Regions from separate parts of the Homo sapiens genome. Here region 2 is linked to region 1. A link is a loop called in an ENCODE intact Hi-C map of the cell type or tissue named here. Cell type or tissue: PC-9. All regions are shown on one strand. Each heading gives the region's core, and the rest is flanking DNA. Links, peaks and the distances in the headings are about the cores only.

Evidence for each region. Hi-C counts contacts between places; a loop is a spot of excess contacts. Peaks named below come from ENCODE experiments on the same cell type or tissue, not always from the same donor. Only the 100,000 strongest peaks of a DNase experiment are listed, where the experiment ranks them.
Region 2: it touches region 1 in a loop (8-fold over the local background); 5 of 110 quality-filtered maps call a loop at or near these places.

Annotation. Positions count from the first base shown.
Region 1 is chr3:107,262,244-107,278,192 of GRCh38, reverse strand. All of the region lies in intron 1 of DUBR (DPPA2 upstream binding RNA), which reads right to left. Among named protein-coding and RNA genes, the nearest start is that of DUBR, 30 kb to the right of the region's middle. In PC-9, for the core only: CTCF peaks have their summits at 6,001 and 6,203; a DNase peak (open chromatin) is centred at 6,202.
Region 2 is chr3:107,197,827-107,213,775 of GRCh38, reverse strand. The region is part of intron 1 of LINC00882 (long intergenic non-protein coding RNA 882); the gene reads left to right. Among named protein-coding and RNA genes, the nearest start is that of LINC00882, 35 kb to the left of the region's middle. In PC-9, for the core only: CTCF peaks have their summits at 7,267 and 7,468 (motif pointing left); DNase peaks (open chromatin) are centred at 5,475 and 7,455; H3K27ac peaks cover 2,426 bases.

The DNA.
Region 1 (15,949 bases), core at 2,631-10,630:
AGTCTCAGCCTCCCAAGTAGCTGGGATTACAGGCACGTGCCACCAAGTCCGGCTAATTTTTTTGTATTTTTAGTAGAGACGGGGTTTCGCTATGATGGCCAGGCTAGTCTCAAACTCCTGACCTCAAGTGATCCATCCGCCTCAGCCTTCCAAAGTGCTGGGATTACTGGCATGGGCCACTGCGCCTGGCCGGGTATAATATATTTTTTAACTTTCCATGAATTTTCTCTTTGACCTATGGGTTGTTTATTGCATGTTAATTTCCAAGTGTTTAGAAATTTTTCGGTTATCTTTATGTTACTGATATCTAGTTAAATTCTATTATGCTTAGAGAATATATTTTGTATGGTATCAATTTTTTAAAATTTAAGTTTTGTTTTGTAACTCAGGATATAGTCTATATTGGTGATTATTCCATGTGCACTTGAAAAATTGTACTTTGCTTTATTTGATGAAGTTTTTCATAAATATGAATTTAATCCACTTAGTGGATACTGTTACTCAGTTCTGCATCCTTTCTGATTTTTGTCTGCTTGTTCTGTTAAATACTGAGAGAAACTGAGGTTGTCAAATATAATTATGAGTTTGTTTCTCTTTCTTTTCTGTCAGTTTTTGCTTCACATATTTTGATGCTCTGTTGTTATGTCCATATTCATTTTGAAGTGTTTTGGCTTCTTGGTAAATTTATCTATATTAATGTAATATCCCTTCTTATCACTTTAGCTTTCCTTTGATTAGTGTTTACATGATATACTTTGTCCATCCTTTTACCTTTAACCTGCCTACAGTTTTTCTCTGTAAATCTTTCCTGACAATCTCTATGTGTTTAGACTATGTACCTTTAATGTAATATTGGTATATTTGGATTTAGGTCTACAATTTTATTTTATTTTTTCTATTTTTCCTTTTCCATATTCTGCTATTCTGTTTCTCCTTTATGTCCTTCCTCTGGATTATATAAACTTTTGTAGTATTCCATTTAATTTATCTATTGTGTGCTTGACTTTCTCTTTTTTTTTTTTTTAACAGTTTAGGTAGTGGTCAATCAAGAGGTATGCATATTTAATTTTCATGATCTCTTTAGAATCTATATTTTACCACTTCAGTTAGAATGAAGAAAGCTTAGCACCATATAGGTCCTTTAATATTCCTCAATTTATGTTGTACTTTCCCCACATATTTCACTGATGTACATTAAATAAATCATCAGATAATATGACAATTTTGTTTTTATCTATCAAATGTATTTTTAAGAGCTCGAGAAGTTATATTTACCCAAGTATCTACCATTTCTGTTGCTTTCTCTTTATTCCTGATATTCAAAGTCTTCCTTTTACTTTTCATTTTACTTTGATCTGAAAAACTTCCCTTAACAATTCTTTTGGAGTAAGTTTTCTAGCAACAAATCCTCTTGGTTTTCTGTCATGTGAGAAAGCATTTATTTTTTCTTTATTCCTGAAGGAAACTTTTGCACTTGAAAATGTTGAGTCACTTCTTCGTGGCCTCTATGATTTCAGTTTAGAAATCCACTGTCATTTGAATTATTGTTCCCATTTTCTAGTTAATGTCTTTCTTTCTCACTGCTTAAAAAAATCTTTTTTCTTTATTTTTAGTTTACAGATGTTTGATTATAATGTATCTTGGCATGGAATTCTTTGCGTTTATTCTGTTTGGGGTTGACTAAACTTCTTTAATCTGTAAATCTGTGACTTTCATCAACATTAGGACATTTTCAGCCATTATTTCTTCAGATATTTTTCTGCACCATCCTCTTTTTCTTTCCTTATGGGATGCCAATTCCACAAATACTAGACCAAAAGGTACCGTCCCCAAGTCCTCTTTCCTGTCACTTCCATTCTATTATTGAGCCTATCCAGTAAGTATCCTGCCCAGTCTTATATTAGCCTCAGGTTTTACATTTTCAAACAAGTATTTTTTTTTAATACATGTAGCCAGCCAGTTAGATCAATAAGGGAAAACTATGTGTGCATGTTGTGGTTTGTGAACATGTCCACAAACTTTTTATCACTTTTTTTTTTTTTTTTTTTGAGATAGAGTCTCACTCTGTCGCCTAGGCTGGAGTGCAGTGGCGTGATCTTGGCTCACTGCCACCCACACCTCCTGAGCTCAGGTGATCCTCCTATCTCAGCCTCCCAAGTAGCTGGGACCACAGGCATGTACCACCACACCCAGCTGATTTTTTTGTATTATTTTTTGTAGAGATGGGGTTTCACCACATTGCCCAGGCTGGTCTCAAACTCCTAGACTCAAGCTATCCGCCTGCCTTGGTCTCCCAAAGTGCTGGGATGACAGGCATAAGCCACCATGCCCGGCCTAACACTTTTTTCATCAAAAGGTTTGCTTTAACTACCCTCCTCTTTAATATTGTTCAGTGTTATATTTGTCATTTGCATCTGACTAATAGAATGCATTGAAAAGTAATGCTGTGTCACTACCACCACAGTCAGGCTAAAAAAGTCAGCAGCTTCCTTGTGGCTTTCCTTCTTGAGAAACTCATCATTGGAAATTAGCCACCATGTTGTGAGTGCACATATAGACAGCACGTATAGGTGTTTTAGCTGACATCCATAGCTAATCCAGAAGATGCTTGGCACATTATCTCTGCCAAGCCTTGTCAAATTTCAGATTTCTGGGAAATATAAATATTGCTATTATTTTATGTCACTAAGTTTTGAAGAGGTTTGTTACATAGCAAAAGGTATCTAGACTTTTGTGAAATAGAAGCTGAGTGTTTTGTTAAGCTCTGTTTTCTCTTGCTATGGAAGGAGTTTTATCACTTACTGTAGGAACAAAATACATATCTACTTATTTTATTGTTTTGTAATTTTTAAAAGATTTGGAATGAACTTGATGTATTGAGTGGATACTGTTTTGAATTGCCTCTTTTGAACTGTGACTGCATACTATGTACAGCAGAAAGGGCAAAATGAATATTTGGTAAGCAGGTAGGTAGACTATCAGAGATAGGATTGATCAAAGCTGTTTTTTTTTTTGTTTTGTTTTGTTTTGTTTTTTTTAATGCATTGAGCCTTTTGGCAGACTGCTAAAGCATATGGTGTTCTTTTCACTGTTTTTATACTTTGCTCTGAGGACACGATGGTCTAATGACCATGACCACAGATCTCTACAAATCAAGGCAAACAAGTGGCAACTATGCTCTTGCTTTCTGTTATGGTAATGATATCAATGTTGCCTCTGATAGTTAAATGCTACTAGTTGTTCTCCACTATTATGCAATTCTACCATCCCCACTGACACTAAGGATTCTAGTCCCAAGATAGCATCTACCCCAGTCAATCCTGGGCTACAAAGTAGAGTCACCCAAGAGTGTCTCAGTGATGCTGGTGTCCCCCTCACTGGTGCATTCCTTGCACCCTAAAGAAGGATGTGTCTTCCCTTTCCACGGAACATAATCAGGCAGTAGGTTCTCATTGCTCACATAATTAATCGATTTAAAGATGCCCATTTGATGATCATTTTGTTCCCTTTATCAACTCCCTGAACACAATCTGTCATCTCTAACTCATTTATTGTAAGACAGTGTCGTGTCCAAGCTCAAAAGAATCATTGCAGCGTCATCTTAGAACTGGCTCCAGGTGTCCTTGCTAGTACATTAACTTTTGAGAGAGTGCAACCATGTTAATCATCTGCCCCATTGTGAGGCTTATATTATGCCCCATATCCTCAGGTCTATTATTCTCAAGATCCACTCCCAGCTTTTGTCAGTACACATGAGCCAGGATTTGCAAATCTTTTGGTAAGCTATTTACTCTTGTAGCAAGAAGTATTCTTCCTTGCTTGGACTATGCTGAGGTCTTTAGCTACTGGCCGGGAGTCAGTGAAGGGAAGGGGAGTCAATGAAGGGAAGTGAGGGCAGGCCTTAAGCATTATCTTACAAGCATCTACTTTAAGATCACTGCATGGTCTCCTGGCAATAGAAGGCTGCTTTTCTAGCAAGGGGCAGAGACTACTTTTGATGACCTAGAGTTTAGGATAAGCTGGGCATTCTAGGCTCTCAGTCATACCTACATATCCCGTTCTTTTCATTACATTTACCCCATACCATTCAAGTGATATAGATGCAGCATACGCCTTTCACCTGTACCACATCCCAATATGCCATAGATAAGCCTCTTAGTCATTGTGAGGCCACAACAATCTAGGAGTTAGCTCCTTTCCCAACACTTGCCACATGTGACAGTTGCTATCTGACTGTTTAGTAATTCAGTTTCAAAGTCTATAATGAGGGGCATTTTTCTAGAGCCTCTTCCCACACCAATGCTTAAATTGGATTGTCATGAAATCAGAGGCTGAGATAATGACTTGGTGCAGGTAGTTTATTTGGGAGATAGTCCCAGGAAACAGAAGTGAGACAGTGAGGAGAATAAGACAAGAAAGAGAGAAAAGCCAATAAATCTTACTGTGTTGGTTGCTGCTGAGAATAACTGGAACTCAATGCTACTTGCAAACTTCGAAGTTTATAGAATGTGCCTCAGAATAATCTTGCTAAAGAACTCGAGACTGGTCTGTTTACATAAACACTACTGTTTAGCATGGTTTGAGTGTTGTCCCCATGGTTATTAACCCTCCGCACTTCTGAGCTGCACCTTGCATCTACTGAGTGACCTTCCAAGACTTCAGATAAATCTTTAAAGCAAACAAAACAAAACAAAAACCACAGAGATGTCATACCTGCAGAGAGTCGCTGATAGTATGCATGGAATTGTTTATGTCAGCTGCACTGAAATCAGATGGACTGAGTAGAAATGGCTTTGGGCACTACCAGTGTCTATCATACCTACATTTATAATGGAAGGAAATGCTAAATTTCAGTTTGAGGTTAGAATGGAATTTCTTTCCATCTAAGCTAACAGAACTTTTGGTATCCCATGAAAACCATGTCAAAAACTCTAGGCCTAGATTAGCTGTGGTGGCTCACGTCTATAGTCCCACCACTTTGGGAGGCCAAGACAGGTGGATCGCTTGAGTCCAGGAGTTCAAGACCAGTCTGGGCAACATGGTGAAACTCCATCTCTACAAAAAAAACAAAAATTAACTAGTGGTAATGGCACGCCACCTGTTGTCTGTGGTCCTAGCTACTCACAAGGCTGCGATGGGAGGATCACTTGAGCCCAGGAGGTGGAGGCTGCAGTGAGCCAAAATGGTGCCACTGCACCTCCAGCCAGGTGACAGAGTGAGACCTTGTCTCAAAACAAAAACTAAACCAAAAACAAGACAAACTCCTGGTCTAGAAGCTCAGTAATTGTGCATTCTCTTTCCTGGCATACTGGAAGCCTCATTCTTCATCTAAGTTGATCATGTGACTGGGTTCTAGCCAGGCTAGGGGACAGAAGCAAAGTATACTACTTCCAAGCCTAGCCCCTGAAATTATGCCACTCTTTACTTGACAGCCAAGAGAAAATTCAGTGTGAAGATGATGGAGTGACACAATAGAAGGAACCTGAATCACTGAATCATCACTTGGAAGAAAGCAGCCCAGACTAGTTACCCAACTCCCATCAGACAGTGACCAGAGTGAGAAATAAGCCTTGTGTATGGTGTGTGTGTGTGTGTATGTGTGTGTGTGTGAATTCGTGGGTATTTGGGGTTGCTTACTTTAGCAGATTATATTACTTTAGTTGACACAGTCAATGTGGTATCTTACATAAGATCGATACTTTCCTGATTTGTACTGCACTTTGGTCATTGAAGAAAGTATTAGTTATCACCTCTTTACCTCATAGGCATATGATGAAAATGGACAGAATCATGTTTGTGGTTTGCTTTTAGCCTTTTAAGGACTAGGCAGATGGTTAGCTCAAAGCAGTGGTATAATTATTTCCAGATAAATGATTCCTTTCCTCCTAGTTAGGGAGAATCATCCATTGCTATTTTGCACTTGCTGAACACAACTTGACAAAGAAATCCTCCTTCACAATCCCCAGATAATAAATGTGAGAGAAAGAACCAGTATGAAATACTGTCTGCTTTCTCTTTTATCATGGCTGGTTAAGAAAATGTCCTGGATATAATACATAGGAAAGACACACAGATAATCACTCATATTTTAGATGAATAAAAATGAAGCTTGTTTAATAATATGTCTTATCATTAAAAAAACGCAGAAGGGTACTGTCTATCCAGTGTCAGAGATGGACAGTGACAAAGAAGTAAGAATACTCCCTCTTGTGGTTCTTGAGAGAAATAATTCCTGCTACGAGATCATGTTGAGAAAACAGAGATACTGGATTCAAAGATCACTTCAGTGGATAATTAAAGCTTATCCTTTTCACTGTGACCTGATTTAATGAAGCTAAGTAACCATTTTAGGCTGGGTTGGTGTGGCTCTTCTGGAGAGTGTGAGCTTGCACCGCTAACCTCAGGGGACAACTAAACATGTGACAGGAGGAAAGGACTCTTCAACCTGAACTGGAAAAGAGATGCTTTCTACTTGGATTTTTTTCCCTGAAGGGTAAAAGAAACAGTCATTGTCACTAAATTTCCTTTTTCTCTAACTTGGATCTGGTTCCCCAATGTGGCCATGTACTTGCACTTGGGGAAGCTTTGATTTAAGAGGAGTGAATTTGGTTTGGCACCCTATCTCCTCTAAAACACAGCTCATGCTATTATTTTGTGTGGGGGTATAAATGTGTTTCTCTGATATATGCTTTTCCCCTTTTCTAGGTGGAATCTTACTTAGCAGCTTTGTTTTTCTCGAGGGAGAGTTGATGCCCCCAAATAGGAATTTCCTCATTTCTTAAGGAGTAAAATAGGATGGCACAACTGGAAGACAGCACAGATCCAATGTCAGCAAACATTTGATGTGCAGTTGTGATTTGTTTCTCACAATTGGTATCCCTTACTTTTTGCTGCTAGTGTTTCACCATTAGAAATATGATATCCTCCAGTTATGAGGACGGTTGACATCTGCATGGGAAATCAATATCATCTATCTATCTATCTATCTATCTATCTATCTATCTATCTATATCTATCTATCTATCTCTATCTCTCCCTTTCTCTCTGCTTCTGTAGTTAAGAAGTACATATTGTTCTACTCTGCCCAGAGAGGTCCTGATTTATGCCACTGTCTCATTTGGTTTAAGATTTGTTCCTTTTTCATTTTTTCCAATGAAGAATATAATGATTTCAATTTTATTAATCACAAAATGTAACTTTAAGAACACTGGAGGTAATCTTATTTAAAAAAGATTTAAATATTATATTAAAAAACACATTCTTCAGAAAAATACCAGACATGATGTTAAAAGCAAAGAAACTGATTAAAATGCATTAATGTGTACCAAGAATAATTGTTCAACTTTTAGCATTTTAAATGTTCAACTAATCAATATAATAAATTTTTAAAAATTTTTGCAGCCTCTAAGATGGCCCCAATGAGACTCACCTCCTGATATTTATTGCCTCGTGTGATCTCTTCCCTGGCAACATTGAGGGCATATCATTTCCCTGATCCAAGTTACAAAAGACTGTGATTTCCATCTTGCTAGTTGACTCTCCCTGTTGATTTCTCCACATAATGCTTTAATGAAGCAAGGTGCCAGGTTGAAGAGGTCCCTTTAGCAAGGAATTGATGGTAGCCTCTGGTCAATAGCCAGTGAGGAACTGAGACCTTCAGTTCAAAAGCCTGTTGGCTGCTAACAACTAAGTGAGCTTGGAAGTGGATCCTTCCCCATCCAGCCTTCAGATGAGACCCCAGCTTTGTGAACACAGCCAAGGAGAGACCTTAAGACAGGCCCCAACTAGACGTGCACAGATTCCTTAGACATACACAGATTCCTAATCCATACAAACTGTGAGATAATACATATGTTTTGTCCTCAGCTGCCAAGTTTGTGGTTTATTTATTTATTGCACAGCAATATATAACTAATACAAGCTCAATCCCTTATCCCAGCCCAAATCCATTTCAGATTTTAACTTCACTGGGGTGAAGATTGAGCCCAAAGTGAGGCTTAAGCAGTTCTGTATTACCCCAAAGGTATAATAAGTATGTATTTAAAGATCAAGCAAAATAGAGGTAGTTTTTTTGGGGGGGATTTGAAATTTCAAATTCAAAATAATAAGCAAAAACACATTGGGGCTGGGTGTGGTGGCTCATGCCTGTAATCCCAGCACTTTGGGAGGCTGAGGCAGAAGGATCACTTGAGCCTAGGAGTTTGAGATCATCCTGGGCAACATACGGAGACCCCCATCTCTACAAAACATTACAAAAAAAATTAGCCAGGTGTGGTGTCCTGCGCCTATAGTCCCAGCTACTTGGGGGCGCTGAGGCGCAAGGATTGCTTGAACTGAGGAGGTTGAGGCTGCAGTGAGCTATGATTGTCATGCCACTGCACTCCAGCCTGGGTGACAGAGCGAGACCCTGTCTCAAAACAAACAAACAAACAAACAAACAAAAGAATCATTGGGGGAGTCATTATGAAAAAAATAAGGATTTTGTTGAAATGCTTCATATATATTTTATGATTAAATATTATTTATATTTACAATTACAGTTAGGGACACCACAATCTTTTTCATACCTAGAACCTCTAAAAATCTTAAAATGACTTTAGATTCTGGCATGGAAGAGCCAACACTGAAATGGACTTGAAAGTGCAAGAGGTTTATTGGAGGAGAAATGCCTATGAAAGATAAAACGGAGAGGAAGCAAGAGTGGGGAGGAAAAACCTTCATATCACGCTGTTGCTCTGACATGAAAGGAAAGAATGAAGAACTCAGATAGGGCAGGGGGAACCTCAAACCGTGATGCAGACTTGACAAAGTCTCAACCAATCCAACAATGGGCAAAGATTGTGAGCAAAGATTACCATTTGAGGAGTCTCACATGAGGCATTAAAGGCCAGGCCCTCACACCCACAGTGTGCCCAGTAATTGGCTGAAGCTTCTCAGGAAGAACACAACCTCAGCTAAAGGCTGAGGCATATCTTGGAGGTGCTAATGGTTGGCGAATTCTTGTTTAACGGGAGATTCAAGGAGCGCATATCCATGGCTGCCACAGGGCGTGGCATATTCATAGCTCTCCTCTGCTAATTTAATCTGTCTCCTGCTTATCCCTGAAAACTTACCTTGTTTTTGGTTTCTGTTTTTGTCTCTTTTTTTCTTCCCCATGGATTTTCTGTTTCTCTACAACTTAATCTTGCTTATGGCACTAATTTACCATTTGGGCCCCCGGGTGCCACATCGATTTAAAGTTTGGCTTTTCCTAGCAAACTGACTTAGTACATGTTCCACCTTCAAATTCCTAGGTAAGATAATTTGGTCAGGTAACCATACTGAGGCCATCAACTCTAATGGGAAAGGAGGGCCAAATTATTTGAGACACAGCTATTCTTTAGAGAGGCTACTAACAGAGTAACGGACAATTTGCTAATTTCTGTGGCTTAACATAATACAAGTTATTTCATTCACATGAGTCTAATGCAGATGTTGGGCAGTCTTCCTGAATGGCTCTCCTCCAAGTGCTGCTGTGTCAGAGACTCAGGCCTTCTCTCCTTCATAGAAAGCTCTGATATCCTCAACAAGGGCCTTTACTGTCGCCTCAGAGTGATGGATAGTGTGAAGAAGACACGTCTGCTCTCAACTGCCTCAGGCAGGAAGGCACACATCACTTTTGCTCACATTACATTGGTGCGAACTTGACATATGTTCCCATCTTACACACAAGAGGGCTGGAAATGTAGCTTACCAGTATCCCCAGGAGAAAACAACAACAACAACAACAACAACAACAACAAAACATTTGATAAGTATCATATAAGCTATAAGCTTCTGCCATAGTTTGCCCTTTTGGTCATCAAATACCAATTTCATGCTTCCTCCCACACATAGAATAAATGAGCCCCTTTCTTAAGTGGAAAACACAAGATCTCATCGAGTCAGTCCCTGCTTCTAGTTCTAGGTCCAAGATGTTCAAGTGATGTGAAATTCTCTCCTTTAGTCCTAGATGTGGCTCCTTATGGTTGTGTAGCCCATGATCTGAAAAGACAGTGATCAGTTTGCTACCCTCCATCCCCAATGCACAGTTAGTAAAACAGGCACAAGACAACCTGTAAATATTCTCATTAAAAAATTGGTAGAATGAAAGACACAGGAAAATCATTAGGCTATGGCAATTCTGAAATTCCACTTAGCCAATATTGTGAGGATTTGTCAGTCTGGAGTAGGAGAAGTCCTTTGATTAGTGCCAATTTCTACTGTCCTTGAGAATTTTTTTTTTTTTTTTTTAGTCTGTTGCTTTCTGTGACCCCTGGCTTTGCCCTCTAGCAGTTTCTTCCAAGTTTATTATTTTCCATGGCCTTCTCTGAACTGGGTATTAAGTGTAAGCCCTCTTTGGGAGTTATACAACTTTCCTAACTTTATTTGTTCATGGAAGTTAAAGGCTCAAGCTTTTTGTAAGTCTTGAAAGTCCGACATTTTAATTTCAGACTTCTGGTACTGGACAATGTATTTCTCAAAAAAATGTAGTAGCTTTCTACTTACTCATTTTCATGTGTTTATCAAACCCAAAGTACCTTCCTAGATATAGTTCTCCAGGGTGCTTTACTTTGCTTCTTCAGCTCACTGTCTCACATACTCAACTTAATGATGGCAACCTTGAAGCTGCCAGGCTAGAGTGGGAACACCAGTCTTAATATCTTTTTGCTGAAAGGCTGAGTCATTCTATCCAAGAGGGTACTAGGCTTCCCTCTAGGCTTCGTGTCTGTTTTTAAATATCATCTTCTATGATTTCAAGTTCAGAAATAGTTGACTTTTCCACCCAGCCAGCCCTTGACTTTCTGTACTCCTCATTCCCTTTAAAGTCTTTCCCCAAACTGGCCAGTCCTTTCCTGAGCTTTTTTCTTGTAATACTTTGCTGCCAGCAGTCAGTAACAACCAACGCATGCTATTCATTCTCCGTTTTCCAACCTCTCCCCGTAAACCTACTTGCTAAGTAGGTATGTAGTACGCCTTCCATTTTATGGCAGATGACAATTTTAATAGATATTATGTCACTGTATGGTATGACTCTGTAGGCATTCTGCCTGTTATCACTGTGTTCTTGCTCTTCATTGCCCACGTGCCAAGCTAGTGACACATATTTCATGTTTTTATTATAGCAATGCTCCATTTTGAAGTACCAATTTCAGTGGCAGGGTTAATAATACTGCTGTAACAAACAACCCCAAAATCTCAATGGCTTATTATAGTATAAATTTATTTTCCACGTAGGCAGAGTCAATTACATATGTTCCTGGTCAGGCAGCTCTCTTCCAAATGGTGACCCAAGGATCTAGACTTTCTATGTAGTATTTCTGCCATCTTCAAAATGTGGCCTCCAAGATTACCCTGTGAGGGGAAAAGAAACTGCCTCATACTGGATGAGACACATAACTTCTGCTTCTGTTCTGTTGGAGAGGCCTGTCATATGGGCCACCTGGATGCATGGCTATTGGACACCATCATTCAGCTGCTGGCCCAGAAATAAGAAACAGGTTTGGGGACTATGTAGTCAGTCTCTGCCACATTATCTCACAATAGGAGGAATGAAGAAAGGAGGCCATGGAAGACATATGCAGTAGAAAAACAAGAAAGGTGTTCTTTATACCTTATAGGCAAGGAAACTGAGGCTCAGAGAAGTTAAGAAAAATACCTATAGCTACCCAGTCACAAAAAGGGCAGAATTAGGCACCAAACATGAGTCTATGTGACTTCCAGTCCCAACACTTAACCATTACATCTCAAAGCTCTTTTGGTAGTTTTCAGCTATTAAGTACTATTTACGTCTTTATCTATGGTTAACAGAAGCTAAGATTTAAGTGATTTGGGTTATTACTTCTCATTTTACCTGAATTTTAATACTTGCACCTATTTTTTGGAAGCCATGGCTGGCTAAGCATAAATATGGAAATGATTTATATATACTTGTCTTCCAATAATTTAGATTCGATGTCAAATTTCTTCTTGTGAAAATTCATTACCTTAATTCTTCACAGACAGAAAATAGCCTCTCCTTTTCCCCATGTATCCACTTACTTTATTTTTCATTTTTGTTCTGATTTGAAACCACAGAGTTAGGAATGGACAATTATTATAGGATTATTATATCTGTTATAGGAGATTCTATCATTTTTCCTTGGTTAAGCATAAACATATAACCTGGTTGTGGCTCAGATTCCTTAGTTTTGAGGGGGAGTAGAATATAAACCTGGAAGGTATCTCTCCTCATGCCCATCATTCTCTTCTACGTAAATTATCTTGAGACTCATAAAAGGAAAATAAAATTCTGAAATTAAATTCTTCATTGCCTTTGTTGGCTGATTTTATCAACTGTCTATTGAATGAGTGGTTTAGTAGAACTCCTTAAAAACATACAATATACTGACCAATCTATTTGGCTATTTTCCACATGTTTTCAGAAGTCAAGACACAAAATCTAACTTGTTTGTTTTTGCCAAACAATGAACAGCATTATGTGGATCTTAGACTTTGAAAAAAAAATATGACACATATTATGTAGCCTGAGTACTAGTGCTGTGTCCTGCTTTTTGAAGTTACTTTCTGGCAAGGGTGATTTTATCCAACATCAGTTACCAATCAAAGTTGAAAAATATTAAAGATTGGTTGGTGGCCTTTTTTCCCACTTACATTTCTGTCTGCCTTCTTCACAGTTCAGTCAGTTCACAACTGAGCTGTGTGTTTAAAGCAAACTGGATGAAAAAAGTAAAAGGAAAGGTCTAAATCATTCCTTCCCATAATGCAAATGCCATTCTTGTTTTGATTCTGCTATTCTCCATGCTATATTTAGAAAACAAGGCCTAATTTTTTTACTTGGCTCTGGACCTGCAGATCTTCTTGCAGAAATGACACTGAATCGTTCTCTACCTGTCCTTTCTGGCAATGTGTTTTGGTTAATTGGTACTTTGCCCTTACTCTTTCCAAGCACAAAAACTCTGATGCTTGTCCTTTGAGGAAGCACAGAAACGAGAGAAGCATAAATCCCCATTTGTCTCAAATGACAAGTCAGACATTTAGCCGCTGAGCAAGAAACATGCTCTCTGTGTTCCTCGGAAAGCAGCAGCTCAGAGCGCTTGATATTCTCTGAGACAGGAAGCTTGGAGATTCCTTATCAATAGTATGTAAATAGAGTAAGAGAACAGGCTGTAGACTTAACTGGAATTCAGACAGGTCTGGGCGTGCCTGGTGTACTGGTAAGGCCATCTCCTCAAAAGAGTTTTCCTGAAGGACTGAGATTTCCGAGAAAATATTTGTCCTAAGAGAGGATGAGTCTGACTCTGTGATAAAGCGTTAGTTGTCTGCGTGATTGTGCGATTCTGTATATAGCATCAACATTTGTATTTTCATTTGACTTGTAGCAAAGACCCTATTATGTTTTGGTTGAAATACTATGGAGAGCAATGGGTCTATACATAAATCCCCAAAGATCTGATCTTCGAAAAATTCTTACATATAAATGCACAAACATTGCTTTTTACTGCACCTCTCCAAAATAGTGGGAAGCAGAGATGAAAGAGGATCTTCACACAGTAACTGGGAGGCAGGATTCTAAAGATGCATCCATACCCAAGATTTCTGACCTCTGCTTATTCATTCGAATACAAATCCAAGTACTTCTTTGAAGGAATTTTGCAGATGTAATTAAAGATGCATCCATACCCAAGATTTCTGACCTCTGCTTATTCATTCGAATACAAATCCAAGTACTTCTTTGAAGGGATTTTGCAGATGTAATTAAAGTCTCAAGTGAATTAATTGACCTTAAAGTATGGGGATAATCAAGGTGGGCCTGATCTAATCAGATGACCCCTTTTAAGGCAGAGTGTTTTCTGTAGGATCAGAAGAGGAAGTCAGAGATTTAAAACATGACAGGGAGTTGACGCACGGTTGCTGGCTTGAAGATTAGGGAGGGGCGGGTTGTGCCACAGAATGCAGGTGGTCTTAAAGAGCTGAGAGTGGCTCCTGGCTATAGCCAGCAGAGAAACATGGACCTCAGTCCATATTTGGCCAACAACTTGAATGAGTTTGGAAGCAGATTTCCTTCCTAGGGCCTCCATATTCAAAAGCTCAGCCAAGTGAACATCTCATTTCAGCCTTGAGAGACCCTAAGCAGAGAACTCAGTTGAGCTATGCCGGAATTCTGAGCTCCAGAAGTGTGAGATAATTTGTGTTATTTTAAGTCACCATGTTTGTGGTAGTTTTCTATACGGCAATAGAAAGTTAATGCAGTAACACGATGTGGTGAGGCTTTGTATTTTGTGGGACTCAGGCCTCAGCTGTGGTGGGAGGCCCCCAGCATCCCAGAGACGTCATGATATGCAGTGTTTACCCAGTGGTAAAAGATGACGAACGGTAAGAACAGACTAGATGAGTGCTTGTGAAACCTCCCCTGGAATTCCTAGAAATTCTCCTGGGTGGGGAAAAAGAACACTGAAATTCTTCTGGGTCGGGGAAAAGAACACTGAAATTTGCATTATTACAGTCAATATGAGTGACTAGAACCTACGGGCTGATGAATTCCAAGGAAATTGACTGCACACATTTCCATAAAGTCCAGATTAGTTTGATCTCCTAGGATATGCTTCATTTACCAAAAGGAACACGGGGTTTTCTTTTTCTTTTTTTTTTTTTTTTTTGGTTTTGGTTTTGTTTTCTGATTTACTCCTCCCACTCCTAAATTCCCTTGCCTTATTCACAGACCCTGACCTCTTTTGCTAGATGCCAAGGGAAGGATTTAGTTAGTATGTCCTTGGATGATTGTGACAGTAGAAAATATCTTTTTCTTTGTTAAATCTTTGCTACTGAGACAAAATAGCAACTTATTCTTGAGAGATAGAGGACCTCTTTCAGTATACTTAGGTGCCTTTCACAAACTTCCTATTAAAAATAATGAGCAAACATTTTGTATTGGATTATTAAGAAAGGAAACTCGGTGAAAATTTAGAAGAGTGTAGGATTTTCCTCTTCTAAGCCAGCATACAGATTAGTAGAGATGAATGTGCTATAACTGTACTGTAATTTTATAAAAATATTGTTGGGAAACAATTTTCCACAGATCTTTTGCATTTCTGTACATCTTCAGAGCAGATACATGGACAGCTTTTATTCTGAAATGTCTTCTTAAGTGTGTTTGCATGGCAAACAGTTTTGGAAGGTAAAGATAATGTCTCCCTCCAAAGCAAAGGACAGATTTGCTTTCTATTTAGAATAATAAAGATAATGTCTCTTTCCAGGGCAAAGGATGGACAAGTTACTGGCAGTCCCTTTAAAGGTCTGCTATCTCCTAAGCTCAGGGAATCTCAGCTCTTATATAAGTCTTGTGTGTACAGGATGACAAACTTGTCAGAATTTGCCTGAGACTTTCCTGTTTACAGTAAAGTAAATCTTGAATATTAGGAAACCCCTTGGTCTTAGGTAAATGAGGGAGGTGGTCACCCTAGTGAGCTGCATCCATCTGAGATGCACCATATCACTCCCATGAGATTTGGAAGACATGGAAACCAATGAAAAACTTGAAGCTCATGCTGCTTGCTGTGTTGTAAGAAATAAATTTCTTTAGCTCTGACCCAGGAGTCTTGAGCCTTCTTCCAGCATCTTAAAATTGTAATAGGCTAACTTCTTAGCAAGTAGAAAAAAATCTCAGACAGACCCTTCACAGTTCTTTAAAAACGTAAGTCTAGTAGTTGCTGGAATTATAATTGGAAAAAAAAAAAGGTTAGAGAAATGGAGTAAGACCACAAGCTTCCTCTAAAGTTTTCCAAAAATCTGTTGTATGAAATGGATAATTCAAAAGCATATCAACTTACAAAAGTGATTTGTAAGAACCTGTACTATTTTTGTGACTTCCATTGCATTTTTTCCTCTTATTAATAGATTATTTAGAAGTATATTGCTAATTTCCAAACAT
Region 2 (15,949 bases), core at 3,185-11,184, 65 kb after region 1:
TATATAATTGTAATGAAAATATTTGAAATATTTTGAGAATTACTGAAGTGTGACACAGAGACACGAAGTGAGCACGTGCAGTTGGAAAGTTTGTGCTGATAGACTTGCTCGACGCAGGTTTGCTGCAAAACTCCAATTGTAAAAAAACAAAAAATGTTATTATCTGTGAAGAGCAGTAAAAGGAAGGGCAATGAAGTGAGGTATGCCTGTACTAGAGTTTGTTTGTGTGTTTCTGCCCAAATGGTTGAATGCTGTTCTGATTGTATTTGGCATCGAGCTAATCAGAGCTGTCGTAAGGGGAACTATGGTTTTGGAGTTTGTTGTGCTTGGCAATTCTAAGGAAAGTAGCCATTAGAGCAGAAGAAAGTGACCTTACAAACTGATGCTAAAAATATCCCCGGTCTACATAAAGAAAATACACACAAACCTCTCATAGCCTTTCTTAAAGAAAGAGTAGAGTTACCTTTCCTAGATATCAAACATTCAGTCTCTATACTGTCCTTTGGTGATGGGATTTTTTTCTCTGCCAATCTGCATTCACTGCTTATTTTAAACTTTGGAAATGAGCAAGCGAGGGCTGAGAGTGAAGAAGCTGAACACATAGCAACATTTATGTGGTTTTGTGCACCATCAAGTAACAAACTGTAGCTTTTGGATCTCTGGACATCTACTTTTGCACTGTAATAAAATAATTCTAGGGCACAATTTCAAGTTATAGGACAATGATACTCTGTGAGTTTCAACAAGAGGGGAAAATGAAAAAGGATGTTTTTAAGTGAGGGTAGAAACACTTTCAAAATGAATGAAACTCTTTGAATTACAGTGTACTGTGACATAAAGAAACAGTTGTGGGTCAACTTCAAAATTCTGGTGTTTTCATCTCTCGGAATTTCTTGGCAGTGTCTCCCACTTGAAGGTTTATAGTGAGTATAATGTACCATTTCTACTGATCAAAGAAAGTTACTTGGTGTCAAAAAGCTACTTGGGAACCAGCCTGATTACTGGGTTATTTCTTAATGAGTTCTGGCACATGGTTCTCATCTTTTTAAGAGGGAAAAGTGTAACTCGGCAGCACCAAGTGGAAACATAAGCATTTTGGCAAGTGTGGAGATGCAGCACAGCTGGATAAAAACTCCCTGCTTTGAAATCTCGTATCTCAAATGCTACATCCATTTTTAAGCACATTGCACTGTCAGTTCAGGTTTCAATATGAACAGGAACTGGGGCCATTCAATGATATAGTAATAAATCAAAGATTGGGATCTATTCACTGGATTGCTTGCGCTCTCTTTTTTTTCTTCACAAGTAATTTGTGAGGACAACAGGTGAGGGACAATGAAGGAGGAGAATATGATGCATGGGTGTTGCGCTGTCGGCGGAAACCTTGGCAAGCAGGACACTTAAGACAGTAATTTATCCTGTGGCATGATCTTCACCTCCTGAATCAGCATTCCTCTGGTTAATCAGGGGAACACAAGGCACTGATGGTTTTTCTTTTAAAAATGCCTTTTATTTTTATTATAAAGTAATACCTGCCTATAAAATGCAGGAAATAAAGGAAAATTTAATTGGTAAAGATGTTGCCTACTGCAGCTTTCAGCTTTCCATCTTTGACACACAATTGTCCCTGTAATCCAATACAACTTGAATAAAGACCTCAGTCTCCCAAGCATACAATCTAGTCCTTCAATGGCAGTCAACAAACATACAACAAGTTGCATACCCTGAGTCAGGCACTGGACTAGGTGCTGAAAATACAAAGGGAACACAGATTTGGTCCCTGACACACAAATCTTAATGGAGAGTGGAAAATTATGAGCAATTAAACTAGTGACTAAGTCTGGGAAATTACTGGATATCTGAAGGCTGAATGAATCTGTATAAAGACTAAAAGAGAAGAAGTGTAGAAGTGGCATGTGTTTTTTCTATGAACACATGTGTTTTCTATGAATCTTGGCTTCCTCACCTGTGAAATGAGGAGGTTAGACCAGATGGTTTGCTGGATGATCAACTTGTCCCGGCTTGCTTGGTACTTTCCCAGTTTCAGCAGTGAAATGTCCTAGGAATCTTTTTAGTCTCTGTTTTAAAACTGAAAGTCCCTTGTCCTGGAGACCCCAAAGTCCTGGGAAAACTAAGAGGGTTGGCCATCCTATTTATATGGTTATTTCTAGTTCTCATATTCCATGATTGTATTTTGAGAAAGAGTACTTGAAGTTTATGATATGGCCACAGGGTAAGACAACTTAGATTGAAATATAAGTACATTAGCAGTACTATTATTATGTTTTTAATCCTAAAGTGTGATTTATTTAAACACATTTTGGGCAAAACAAGCTTTGTGTTCTAGCTTATGACAAAAACATTAGTATTGTATTTTTGGGAAAATAAGTTTTATTCTTCCAAGAAAATATCTCACAAATAAATATTTGCAAGCACTTTGCAGGGTCACAAAGTTTTATGCAAGCAGTTATCTTTGTTGTGATTCTCAGTTGTGTCCTCTAAAAGTCTGGTGTAGTGGAAAGAGTACTGGCTTTGCAGTCAGGCAATTTTTGTTCTTTTACTTACTGACCATGAGAGCTGGAGAAAATAACTCCTCTGTGATACAGTTTCTTCTTTTATAAAATATGAATAATAATGGCTACCTGGTAGGGTTGTTAGGAGAATCTGAGTACATGGGCATGTAGAAGTGCTCAATGCAGATTTTTTTTTTATTTCTGTAAACAGTTTGCTTTCTGTTATACTTAAAGGGATCTGGATGTGTTTGGGATTCAAGTGAGAGAGATGATCTTTATAGGAGTGTATCAACAAAATCTTGACTATGAATACATATATCCGCAAATACACAAGTATATACATATACAAATATATATTCCTCATTAATATTGCACAAAAGAGCCAAGCCATGTCCTAAATGTTACTACTGAAAATTAAGATCCAATCTAGGCCATAGAGTCCTGTAAACCCCATTTAAAATAGGGTTGAAAATTTGACTATTATAATGAGGTAAAAATGGATTTGACTTGTCCAATAGCCATTAAGTCTAATGATTTATTTGTATTTTAAAACACAAAAAAAGGACTGGATATTTGCAGGTGGTACCTTACTGAATGCTGATCCATAGGTTACTCTAACAAGGGTAATTTTACATTTTAAATAGTAACATTTAAAGTCAGAATTCTTAAATGTACACCAAGAATGATGGCTAATGAGTAATAACAGCTTAAGTTAAAAAGCTTAACAATAAGTTAATTCTTGTGTGCATTTATTACAAACACTACTGTGAGAAGTAATGGCTAAAGTAAAAAAGAGGGCAGAAAAAAACATCTGATGCTATAATGCGTCTAAATAAAGAATGTGAAACATAAAGTTTTGTTCTACATCTTCACTGGAGATTTTAAAGGGCAAGGAGACCTAGCTCCTTGAGATGTATAACTATTTGCTGACAAGTTGGAGTGTCATTAGCCAGTGTTCTAGAAAGTGAATAATATAATCCCCCCCCCCCAGCTCTACATTGATACATTTCTTAGCTAGGAGACAAATGTTAGTTTGTATTTCGTAGACCAAACTATTTTAACATCTCCATTTTCATTTGTCTGTATAGACAAAAATGTTTGGCCTACAAAGACACAGCCGTGAATATTGAATGACCCAGTTCAGTATCCATTACCTGAATGTTGTTGTGTCCCCACTGTATGCAGGGGAGATGTGGTAGGCATCGGGATGGATGATGACGATGATGATAATTAAATGAGTGAACAGACAAACAAACGGCAGGCATATTTCCTATCCTCTTAGTGTTTACAGTTTTGCTGCAGAGGAATGATTTTATGAAATAACATAAGTAATTTAGCTGAGATTATTTAAGCATGAGTTTTTGGAACATTTTCCCCCAGAATCAAAAAAGTAGGGTCAGTGCCAAAGCAGCCAGTTCCAAAGCGATGCTCTAAAACCTTAGAAGTTTCCTTGGAGTAACAAAAAATTTCCAGGAAGTGAAGCAGTTTATAAATAGTTTCAGATCTTTGTGGAAATACACAGAGAAACTGGCAGAAAATGAATCCATGGAGATTTTGACAAGACCCCTCTAAGCAAGATCTAAAGACAACATCAGATGGAGTTGTCTGTGGATTATGTACGTATTGTCAGAGACATTCATGCAAAATAATGGGTTTGGTGGTGACAGGGTTACAGCCACAACAAGAAAGTGAGATACAGTTAGTGGAATTCTCAAGTGCTCTCTTAGGATGAATAAACCTTAAGAAAGAACACCCTGCTTTTGTAACAGATGAAGAAAGGCTATGGAAGAGACAGATTCTGGTAAGACAGAGCATTCTCTAACACTAAAGATGACATTTCTGATCTATGGGCACGGGCTTTCACATGGGTTAAATGGGTGCAGCAAATAGTGTTTCAGCTGTTTTTGGATTAAATGAGTTGTTCAGGATTTGTAGTGTAACGGGCATCCATGGAAAACATTTCAGTATTTTAGAGAGCCGTACCTTCTATGTGTCTCAACAGTGTTATTTGAGGGCTCTCTAGGAAGGCTTCCCTTATCTAATTCTCTCTCAAACTTTTGAATAAAAGTCCTATTATTAGCAATTCCTGTGTGGTGACCATCATCATTTCCCTTTGTCTCTTTTTGAAGATGAATAATTGCAGAGAATGGAAGTACCCTTTCTCCATCACACCTTGGATCAGTGCTTATTAGATCACTTTCCTGATTGATGACAAAGATGGGAAAACTTGAGAACACTTCTCAGTATAGAAGGAGGAGGGGTGAAGAGAGGCTGCAGAAATGGTGTTAGAGTCCTGGATGACAACAGTGCTGGCTTATCAATGTTTTCAGGGCACTGCCGAATGAAACATGAGATTTGTATACAAGAACTTGAGAGCTAAGAAATGTTTACTTTGCCTAGGAAATACCCACTGGGATATTGTTAGGATGGAAGTAATGAGGAAATAATAATGATGATAATATACTTTTTAAATTCTCTCAGCATTGTTGAAAAATATGATTATAACATTGCAGTGGTGGACAACTTATCAATACCAACCTCCATGGAAATCTAGGTCAAAGAAAACGTAACCACAGGGCCGAAAAAATAAATCCATGAGATGGCCTTTAGCAAGGTCACAGAAGAAAATAATTTCCAGCCCTGAGAACCCCGTGATTTCCTTCTTGTTTCTTTTCATCTTTATCCATTCTGTATTCCAGTATTTTGTATCTAGTGTTCTTCTCCTAACCCTATGCCTTTCTCAGTATGGATATTTTCGGTCTAAGACCTGAGGATATTGCCACTGTTTTGGTGATTGCTTTTGCACTTGTGTAGCAGCTTTTAAATTCCCATCTTTTTTAGCAGCTGCAGCCAGACAAACATATGAGTCAGTGGGAGGGGTTTAGAGGAACTGGCTCAGTTCTCAAGGGAGCAGTAACCTTTTGGCAGTCCAACAAAAAGAACATTTAAAGTCCAGTGACTGCAAAAGCTCTCTCTGTACATGTGATAGCAACTGCAGTTTTCCCAAGGTCTACTAAGGGTTTTTTCAGGAAGAGTCAGGTTTCTGCCTATAGAGAGACACATTCCTGAAGGCTTAACTCTGACCTCATAGCTCAAGTGGATACAAAATAAAATCTGGAGACAGCTGGGAAGTGATAAAGGGCAAGGAAGAAATTTGGGGATATGAAAGTGACAATGTTTTATTAAATGTTCTCACTGGGTTTTGTTGCCTGTATACCCTACAGCGCAAATAATGAAGGACAGCTAATCTTTCTTTTTTCAGTACTAGTTCAGGGTACAGGATCTTTCTCTCTACTGTGTTCACATAAGAGATTCTCCAAGAATTGTTTCCCTACCTGGTGGTCCTTGAGAGCCTCTTAGAGGAATGGGCATTTTCAACTCAATCCTTTTCACCTGTTCATCCTCAAGCAGAGGTCCACAGGCTGGGATGTGCCTGTGTCTGAAACTTCTACTTTAAGCAACTAGTTGCTGATATTTGACTTTTTACAAAAATGCCAATTTGATCAACTTAAGAGGAATACAAAGATAAGAGTGGCTTGTTGATTTCTGCAGGAAACCAATAAATGATTCCTTGTTTCTCCGTTTCCTTGCATTGTTCTTCCCTGTACATTATTTTCTTTCTTCTTTATTGCTTATCATAAAAAGAAGAGTAAGGGGGTCTTATGTGGAAGGGATGAATAATAGAAAATTATTTTTGTGTCAAGTAGAAACAATAGATTCTTTTGCTAATGAAAATTTAGACAATACTTTCTGTGATACACATTTTGCTGAGATAAAATGTCACAATCAAGAAGTCCATTTACACTGAAATAGGCAACCTAATAGTATCTTAATTAACATAGAAGAAAGTGGTAATTAGAGGTCATTTGGAAAGCTGGAGACGGTGTCCCAATGAGACTGGCAAGTTTTACTTCATGACTCAAGGTACAAGTCTGGGTTCTTAGTTGCAACTAACAGAAAACCTCTGTCCAACATAGGCAGAAAAATTATTTGTTGGAAGGATATTGAGTTTCTTACAAATTGGTGAGAGGACTAGAGATCAGATTTAGAAAGAGATTGGAAATCAAGGGACAGTAAACAGCTGAGGATCCAGCTGAGCTCACACCATTGAAGCAGGCTGTTGAGGATCAGTCACTATTCCTGCTGCCATTTCAAGTGCTGCTTCTGGCAACACACCAGTGTACTGCTGGCCACTAGCCTCTGGCCTCTGCTATGGGGGGCCAAGAATATCTCTGACTCTTCCAGCAACTTGGCATCTCTCTCTCTCAAGAATCAAAGGTCTACTCAAGAGCATCTAATTGATTGAGCCTAGGTCACATGCCTTTTTCCAAACAGCTAAGAGTGGTGCCCAAGGCTGGGTGGAGGGTTGAGGGGAAGGAGACTGGGAGGTGGCATTTTCATTTCCAACTCGATTTGATCCATGTACTCATCCTCCAGCAATGATAAGAACCCCCTTATTTTTTTTAGCCTGTTGGAGGTAATGACATCTACCCTTCTTGTACTTTTGCAGTACTTCATATATTGGTCTTACTGTATTGTTCTATTTATAATTTATATGTGTGTTTTTCCCCACCTGACAGAATTTATGGAGAAGAGGGATTGTGTTGTGTTTTTAGCATCATAACCTACAGTGCCTTACATGCATTAGGTGCTTAAAATATATGGGTTTAATAAATTATGTTTAATGATGATGTCGCAGGGAAACCTAATATAATGCTAATAAATCATAGCAACAAATGTTGAAAGAGTACTTGTTATATACTGGACATTTTCTTATTTCATCCTTATAACAATCCTATGAAGTAGGTTCTATGCTTTTTCATTTTATGCATGAGGAGCTAAGGCTCAGGTTAAATAAGTTGTCCTTGTTTATATAACTGAAACTGACAGGGCAGATATTCTAGCTAGGGCGGTCAAATTCCAGAGCCCATCATCAGAACTGTACTGCCCCCTGGAGGTAAATCACAGAGAAGAGGAAGATGGATCCAATCTTAGAGAACAGAGACCACTAGTTTGCTATATTCTCAATAGATGTTCACTTAGAGTGTATGGTATTTATTTGATAGGAATCAAGGAATAATTTTATATTTACTGATATAAATGAAATCTTATTTTGAATTTAATATTGTTCTAAAGTAATAGGCATTGCATAGTAACGACTAAAAAAGCATTCCTTTTTTGCAGCATTCTAGTTATGTTTGCCTCATAATATAATAAATATAAATAAATATTTATTATGTTATATATTTTATATAAATAAATATTTATTAATAATATAATAAATATTAATAAAATAAAAATAAATATAAATAAATACATCTAAATATAAATAAATCCACATGAATATAGAATATTCATATGAGAATCTTTAAATTTTGTATCTCACATCAAAATTTTTTTATTTAATTATCTAAAGTCATAAGACAGAACTTCATATTTTACTCCAAAACTTAAGAATTTTGATTACTTTTTCTTTTCCATCAAAGATTTTCTTGCCTAAATATGAATAGGCTTATAGTATAAAGTAACAGTATCCCATTTTTAAGGCGTAAATGTATATATTTTTATTTTTAAGCTGAGTTGTATCTGAGAAAGAACATATACTTTCATCAGAAATGATAAAAACGTAGTTTGGGGAACTGTTACTACAAAAGAGCAGCACGTCTGACTTTCATGTACTGTAAGTTCAAAGAGACTGTTTCATGCTGAGTAAGCACAAAAGAAGGATTGGTCCTTGGAAAACACTGAAAGCAGCTCTTCTCTATGAGACTTAAGAAAACAGAATCAAGTGAATCTAGAAAGAGTTACCAATCTGAATTTAAAGGTGATTGCTTGTATTTTTCTAATTAAAATTTTTTTTGTCTTTCAAACCAATATTATTTTATTTAGTTATTTTTAATTTTTAAATTTTATTTTAGGTTTGGGGTACATGTGTAGGTTTGTTATACAGAAAAATTGCATATCACTGGAGTTTGGTGTACAGATTATTTCATCACACAGGTAATAAGCATAGCATCCAATAGGTAGTTTTTTTATTCTCTCCCTTCTCCTACCCTCAAGTAGGCCTGGCGTCTGCTGTTCCCTTCTTTGTGTCCATGTGTTCTCAATGTTTAGCTCCCAATTGTAAGTAAGAATATGCAGTATTTGGTTTTCTGTTTCTGTATTAGTTTGCTTAGGATAATGGCCTCCAGCTCCATTTATCTTGCTGCAAAGGACATGATCTCATTTTTTTTATGGCTGCATAGTATTCCATGGTGTATATATACCACATTTTCTTTATCTGTTCTACTGACTGTTGCTGGGTATTTAGGTTGATTCTATGTCTTTGCTATTGTGAATAGTGCTGCAGTGAACATATGTGTTCATGTGTCTTGATGGTAGAATGATTTATATTCCTTTGAGTATATACCCAATTGGGATTGCTGGGTTGAGTGTTAATTCTGTTTTAAGTTATTTGAGACATCACTACACCGCTTTCCACAATAGTTAAACTAATTTACATTCCCACCAGCAGTGTATAAGTGTTCCCTTTTATCCACAACCTTGCCAGCATTTGTTATTTTTTGACTTTTTAATAATAGCCATTCTGACTATTCTTATTAATAATTCTTATTCTTGTTAATAATAATTATTATCACCTAGATGGTATCTCACTGTGGTTTTGATTTGCATCTCCATAATGATTAGTGATGTTGTACGTTTTTTCATATGCTCACTGGCTGTGTATATGTCTTCTTGAGAAGTGTCTGTTCATGTCTTTTGACCACTTTTTAATGGGTTGTTTGTCTTTTCTTGTTAGTTTGTTTAAATTCCTTATAGGTTCTGGATATTAGACCTTTGTTGGATATATAATTTGCAAATATTTTCTCTCATTCTGTACCTTGTCTGTTTACTCTGTTGATAGTTTCATTTGCTGTGCAGAGTTTCTTTAGTTTAATTAGGTCCCATTTGTCAATTTTTGTTTTTGTTGTAGTTGCTTTTGGCATGCTTGTCATGAAATCTTTGCCAGGGCCTATGTACAGAATGGCATTTCCTAGGTTATCTTCCAGGGCTTTTATAGTTTTAGGTTTTACATTTAGTGTTTAATCCATCTTGAGCTGATTTTTGTATATGGTGTAAGGAAGTGGTCCAGTTTCAATCTTCTGCATGTGGCTGGCCAGTTATCCTGATCTGCTTGTATTTGGATAACAAGTTGCTAATGTGAAAAGATATCGTTATGTCATTATTTTTTTCCCGATATTTGAGGCATTTTCGCAGAAATATGCAGAAGTCATGCCATAATTTTTTTATGCCTTTTTGTATAGTTTTGGAGTAAATTTCTAAAAGGCTAAATTTCTACATATGGACTTACTCAAATTATAAATTTCAAGTAAATGGACAAATATTAAGGGCAGATATAGAAGAACAATTGATTTTGAGTAGGTTTGTGGGAAAGATTTTGTAGGTGATGGAAGATTGAGCATATTTGTAGTAGAGGGAATAGAGTTGTGGTGAAGGAAACAGCAAAGGTGTGAGGGAGGCAGGAGATTTGTTTATTAGGCTGCAGATTGTTGAAAAAAGTGGAAGAAAAATGATCAGGTTCAATAAAGGAGAGATGAGTGGTGGAAGCCAGAGAAGGGAGATACAAATATGAAAACTTTCAAGCTGGGGCATTTCCAAGAGATGATAGGCTGCAAAGTGGCTGAAGTGGATCATAGTTGTAGTTGTTTGACATTGAGAAGGTCAAGAAAAATGTGGTGGCAGATGAGGAGCTGTTGATTTTTGTCTTAGGTGGCTAGAGCTATTAAGGAATTTAGGATGTGTCCTGGAGCTCACCAGATGATGGAGATAAAGATGTAGGAAAGTGCATAAGGGAGCAAGTGTGCCTCAGCAGAGGATGCTCAGGGCTGGTGAAGGGCAATTTTTTGGCAGCAGCAGTGTAGAATATGCAACATGAACTCCTCCAGGCCACTGAATTAAGAGGAATGCAAGATAGCAGCTCCCACAGGATAGAAAACTGGGAGTGAGCATCATATAGGAAAATTGAGATGTCCAGTGCAGTCAGGAGAATGTACATCTTGTTTTGGTTGATATGGTTTGGCTGTGTTCCCACCCAAATCTCATCTTGAACTGCAGCTCCCATAATTCCCATGTGTCATGGGAGGGACCTGGTGGGAAGCAACTGAATCATGTGGTTAGGTTTTTCCCATGCTGTTCTCATGATAGTGAATAAGTCTCATGAGATCTGATGGTTTCATAAAGGGGAGTTTCCCTACATGAGCTCTCTCTTGCTTGCCACCAGGTAGCTGTCCCTTTGCTCTTCATTTGTCTTCCACCATGATTGGGAGGCCTCCCCTGCCATGTGGAACTGTGAGTCCATTAAACCTCTTCCCTTTATAAATTAGCCAGTCTTGGGTATGTCTTTATCAGCAGTGTGAGAACAGACTAATACATTGGTTCTGTCTTTAATTACTAACACTGTCAATGAGCACTAACAATGTGGTAGACATCATGCCGGATATTGGGAATTCAGAGATTTAAAACAATGCACCATTATGAAAAGTGGGTGCACGTTGAATACAGCTGAAGTTGGCTTTCAAATCTGACATAATCACCACCAGCTCTGTGGCCCCACTAAAGTTCTCAACTTCCCTGAGACCCAGTTTCTTCATGTATAAAATAAGAATACTAATAATTTACCTTTTAGGGTTGTTTTGAGGATAAAATATAAAGTAAATAAAAAGTCTATCATAGTGCTACCTGAGAGTTGCTATTATTATTGTTGTTTGTTATTGTTATTTTGGTTTCTAATATGATCATCTGTTGGCGCAGATGTATGTAACTAACAATAAGTTGGTAGAAAGACTTAGGTTAAATCCCCCCTGACAATTTTACTTTGGGAACTCTGGCATTGGGTTAAGATTTAACGAGCTACAGAGGCCAGGAAGTTTTGTCACTGAGATGAAATAGGGAGATAGATCACAGGTGGAGGTTAGTAACAACACTGCAGTTTGTGTAGTGATCGTGGGTGCAGCCTGGAAGTAAGGTCCATGGTCTGTCTTGGGAACACATTGGTAGAAGAAGCAATTGCATCAGAAACCAGAGAAACCATCTATCTGGGCTTCAGTTTCTCTTTTGTTGGAAAAATATACCTCCCTGCTCCTGTTTCATCATTGTGAAGATTACATGAGATAATGTAAGTGAAGGTGCTTTGACAACTGTGAAGGGTCTATCTATATCAGGATGATATGTTTATGAATATTTGTGGGCAGAATTTCCAGTGGCTGCTGTTTCCACCATCCTGATGAGACATGGAGAAAACGTTGTGCTGTTCTCTACAGGAGAGTAAATCCAAGAGTTAAAAAAAAAATTATTGAAACATTTGTGAATGGTAAGAAAGAAAAATTTTGTAGTTCTGAGGAGAGAGCTTCTCTGGTAACTTCTAGTGTTATTCATCACTAGAAAATATTTTGCTTAGTAACAAATACTGTAATAAGATGAAATGTGACAATTTTCTAAGCCATTCTTGGATTCTTCAAAGGAAAAAAAAACTTCCATTGTTTATTTGGAATAATATCAGAAAATAGAGCTTTCTTGTCTGCTAATATTTCTATTCAGACTCGTGTGGCTCTTCTCTTTAAGCAGCCAGCCATCATAGCACATGTTCATCCTTCCCTTTGCTTGTCTTTTTCCTGGTTGGAGCGGGTTCTCCTAATTTAGTTAGCTCTTTTTACGTTTGGCCTCCAAATGATTTGTTGAAACTACTTTTTTTTTTGAGATCTAGCCAGGCTATACATGGTGATAATAGGTAAAATGAATAAGTAGAAGACATTCTCCAGAAAATACTGCCCATTTTAAGACCAGATGTAAAAGATCAACATTCATAATGATCATAGCATAATGAATGTAATGATGTACTGGGTGCTGTTCCTGAAGTTCTGCATGTTTCAACCTGTTTAAATTCCTCACAACAATACTAAAAGCTGCTTGTTATTGTGACCCTATTTTAAATGTGAGGGGTTTGAAGTACAGAGAGGTAAAGTTACCTGCTCAAGGACTCTATCTAATCGGTAGTGCCAGAGTTGGGACTGGAACCCAGATAGTATAGCTTTAAGCACTAGGATATGCCTTTTTTTTTTTTTTTTTCAGTTTTGAAAGACTCACAGAAGAATGTTAAAATGGAAAAAATCAATCAATCAATAAAAGCGCTGGAAAGGATAATATATATATTTATTATATTTTAGAATAGGAATAGGAACACTTTTTTAAATTTGAAAGAGGTAAATATAGCACAATAATTGAAAATGTGTTTGATAAATTTATGCAATTTAGTAACCCAAGAGGTGATTCATACTGGAAACCTCCACTCTTTAAAAAAAGTTCCAGTGAAATAAATGTACATTTGGGTATCCTTGCTCTTTGGGTATACGTTCTCACTTTTTCAGGCTTATTTCAGGACCAGTCATTACGCTCACCTTTTATTATTGAGGTGCTATTGATAGAACCATAGTACTGCACTCAGAAACTGTTTTTTTGTTTGTTTGTTTGTTTGTTTGTTTTTGAGACGGAGTCTCTCTCTTGTCACCCAGGCTGGAGTGCAGTGGTGCGATCTCAGCTCATGCAACCTCCGCCTCCCGGGTTCAAGTGATTCTAGTGCCTCAGCCTCCCAAGTAGCTGGGATGACAGGCACCCACCACCACACCCAGCTAATTTTTGTATTTTTAGTTGAGACGGGGTTTCACCGTGTTGGCCAGTCTGGTCTCGAACTCCTGACCTCAAGTGATCCACCTGCCTTGGCCTCCCAAAGTGCCTGGATAAGAGGCATGAGCCACCATGCGTGGCCAACTTTTTGTTTTTTGTATACATATATTTAAGGTATACAACATGATGTTTTGATATATATAGCAAATATTGTACATAGTGAAATGATTACTACAGTCCTGCAAAGTAACATATCCATCTGTAGGAAACTTTTTATGCTCTGACTTGTGAGATCTTGTTAACTTCCTTGTGTGGGTTTGACTTTAATCTCACGTCTGTGTCGCCCCAGGGAAGTTTCTCCTAGCTTTTCAAAATCACTTTACTAGATTCTAAAAATAACTGCCCTCCCTTTGGCTTGAGAGACTAAATTTTGGGTGTCACCCATGCGACATTAAATGGAGCAATGATATTGTGACTGGCAAGAGGCAAGAGGCTTGGGTTTCCAGTGATTTCTATAATAGCTGAATTTATAGTTACTTATAAAGTACTCTAAGAAGGAACTTTTCATTATGAAGTCAGCATGACAGATTTTTGGATTTCTAAATCTGTCTTTGCAATATTATTCTGTGCTAGTTTGTTGAAATGTGACACTGCATCTTTCATTCAGAGATATGAGTACTGACTTGGCATCACTTGTAGCTGTGAATTTTTATGACATATCCATTTCATTTGAAATTATTTAAAAGGAATGGACTGGGCATGGTGGCTCACGCCTGTAATCCCAGCACTTTGGGAGGCCGAGGCAGGTGGATCACCTGAGGTCAGGAGTTCAGGATCAGCCTGACCAACATGGTAAAACCCCGTCTCTACTAAAAATACAAAAATTAGCTGGGTGTGGTGGTAGGCACCTGTAATCCCAGCTACTCAGGAGGCTGAGACAGGAGAATCACTTGAACCCGGGAGGTGGAGGTTGCAGTGAACCGAGATCACGCCATCGCACTCCAGCCTGTGTGACAGGGCAAGCACTCGTCTCAAAAAAGGATTGCTTTATTTTTTAAGTGATTTCATTTGTTTTTGGCCAAGTTTCTTTTTAAGGTAAGATTGTACAATTATTATATTAATAGGGCCAGAACAATGGTGTATTATTTTGCAAAATATTTTAGCAAAAGAAAGGGCCAAATGAAGAAAGTGATCATTCAGTAAGCTTGCAGAGACACACTTACGGTAAACTCGCTATGCAGTTACTCCTGTGGTGCTCCTGCTCTTTTGCCAGTAACGGGAATTTATTTGATTATATAGTTTAGAAATACCAAATTATGCATTCCAAATCATGTTTATTGAGATATGCCATGTAAGACAAATGGCCTGGTGTTTTGTTTAGAGCTTGGAAGCTGAGATGTTCCAGCTACAGTTCGGCGTTTCCCTAGGGGACTTGCGGGGAAATGGGACAGCCTAGTTCTCAGCTTCTGTGGCTGTAAGACGATAATTTCCAGCTGCTGTGGGAGTTGGACTGGTGGCCTGGCCCCAGGGAAATATCCTGGTCTCTTGGTTACGTCTCTTGCACCCTCTGGGGCTATATGCTGCATTCTCTCAGGCACATTTCATGCTCACATGAGAGGAAACCATCCTTATTGGCACTTTAAGGCATCAGGAAGCTTTTACAAATGTTGTCTCTGACAGCTTCGGAAGGGGCTTTTCAGCTGTCCCTGTGACCCCTGCTAGGCTAAACATATGTTTAAAACATGTGGAGGAATGGTCAGGTTTAGAGGCTCTGCTGTTGCTGCTCAGTATTATTCCTGGCTCTATTTTCTGCATGACTTGCCAACATTCTCATTGTGTGGGGCTTGCAGCTGCCACACAGTCATACATACTAGTCTCAATTTGGTGCTTCAGAGCTCCCAAAGATTCCACCACTTCTGCCAGAAGTCCTGCCGGTTGTTACCACCCAGAATGCTTTCAAGTTCGGAGACGAAGCTGGGGAGACTGCTTCTCTCTCTCTCTCCTCTCTCTCATTTAATTACATACTTCAAGTTCATGGAGAAAAGCTCTGTTAACTGCCTGTGTGGTGTCCACCACAGGGCTCTGTGCAGAAGAGCGCTTAATGAATGGTGTAGGGTCACCCACCGATGTTTTTCTAAGAATGTCTGGGTTAACTTCAATGCTTCTGTGAAGCAGGGGATTCTTCCATTGTAGTAATGCAGATATAAATTGATCATGAGTAGGAGATGTCGTAATATTTGACAGCTTTTCATAAAAAAGATCTACCAGGTCTTTTTGAATGAACCCTTCAACTTCCTGCCATCTCCAGTCTCTAAATGTGGCAGTCTAGATTTTTTTCAGGGTAAAGTAAAATAGTAGACATGACATATTTTGGTTGTCCCATGAGATCTCATTAAAGAGTCTGTAGTATAGTTGATGCTGGCATTTTTGAGTTGCAGCACTGAGGAAAGGGGAGAAATGAGGTTTGGAAGGCAACTAAAATGTTTCTCTTCTAGGAGCTACATTGGGACCTTTATAAGCATTTTCTCATTTAATGCTCGCAAAGCCCTATGATCTAGTCATTTCACTCCTATTTTAAAAATGGAAAAACTAGGCCTAGAGGGCTAAGTATCATACCCTAGAATACATATATGGTAAGTGGTAGAAAATTTTAAATCCAAGTGGGTCTGACTCCCAAGATAATGTTCTTTTGCTTGAATATAGTACCCCCCCAAATTAGTTCACATTTACTTTTGTTAAGTGTATAAATGTATACG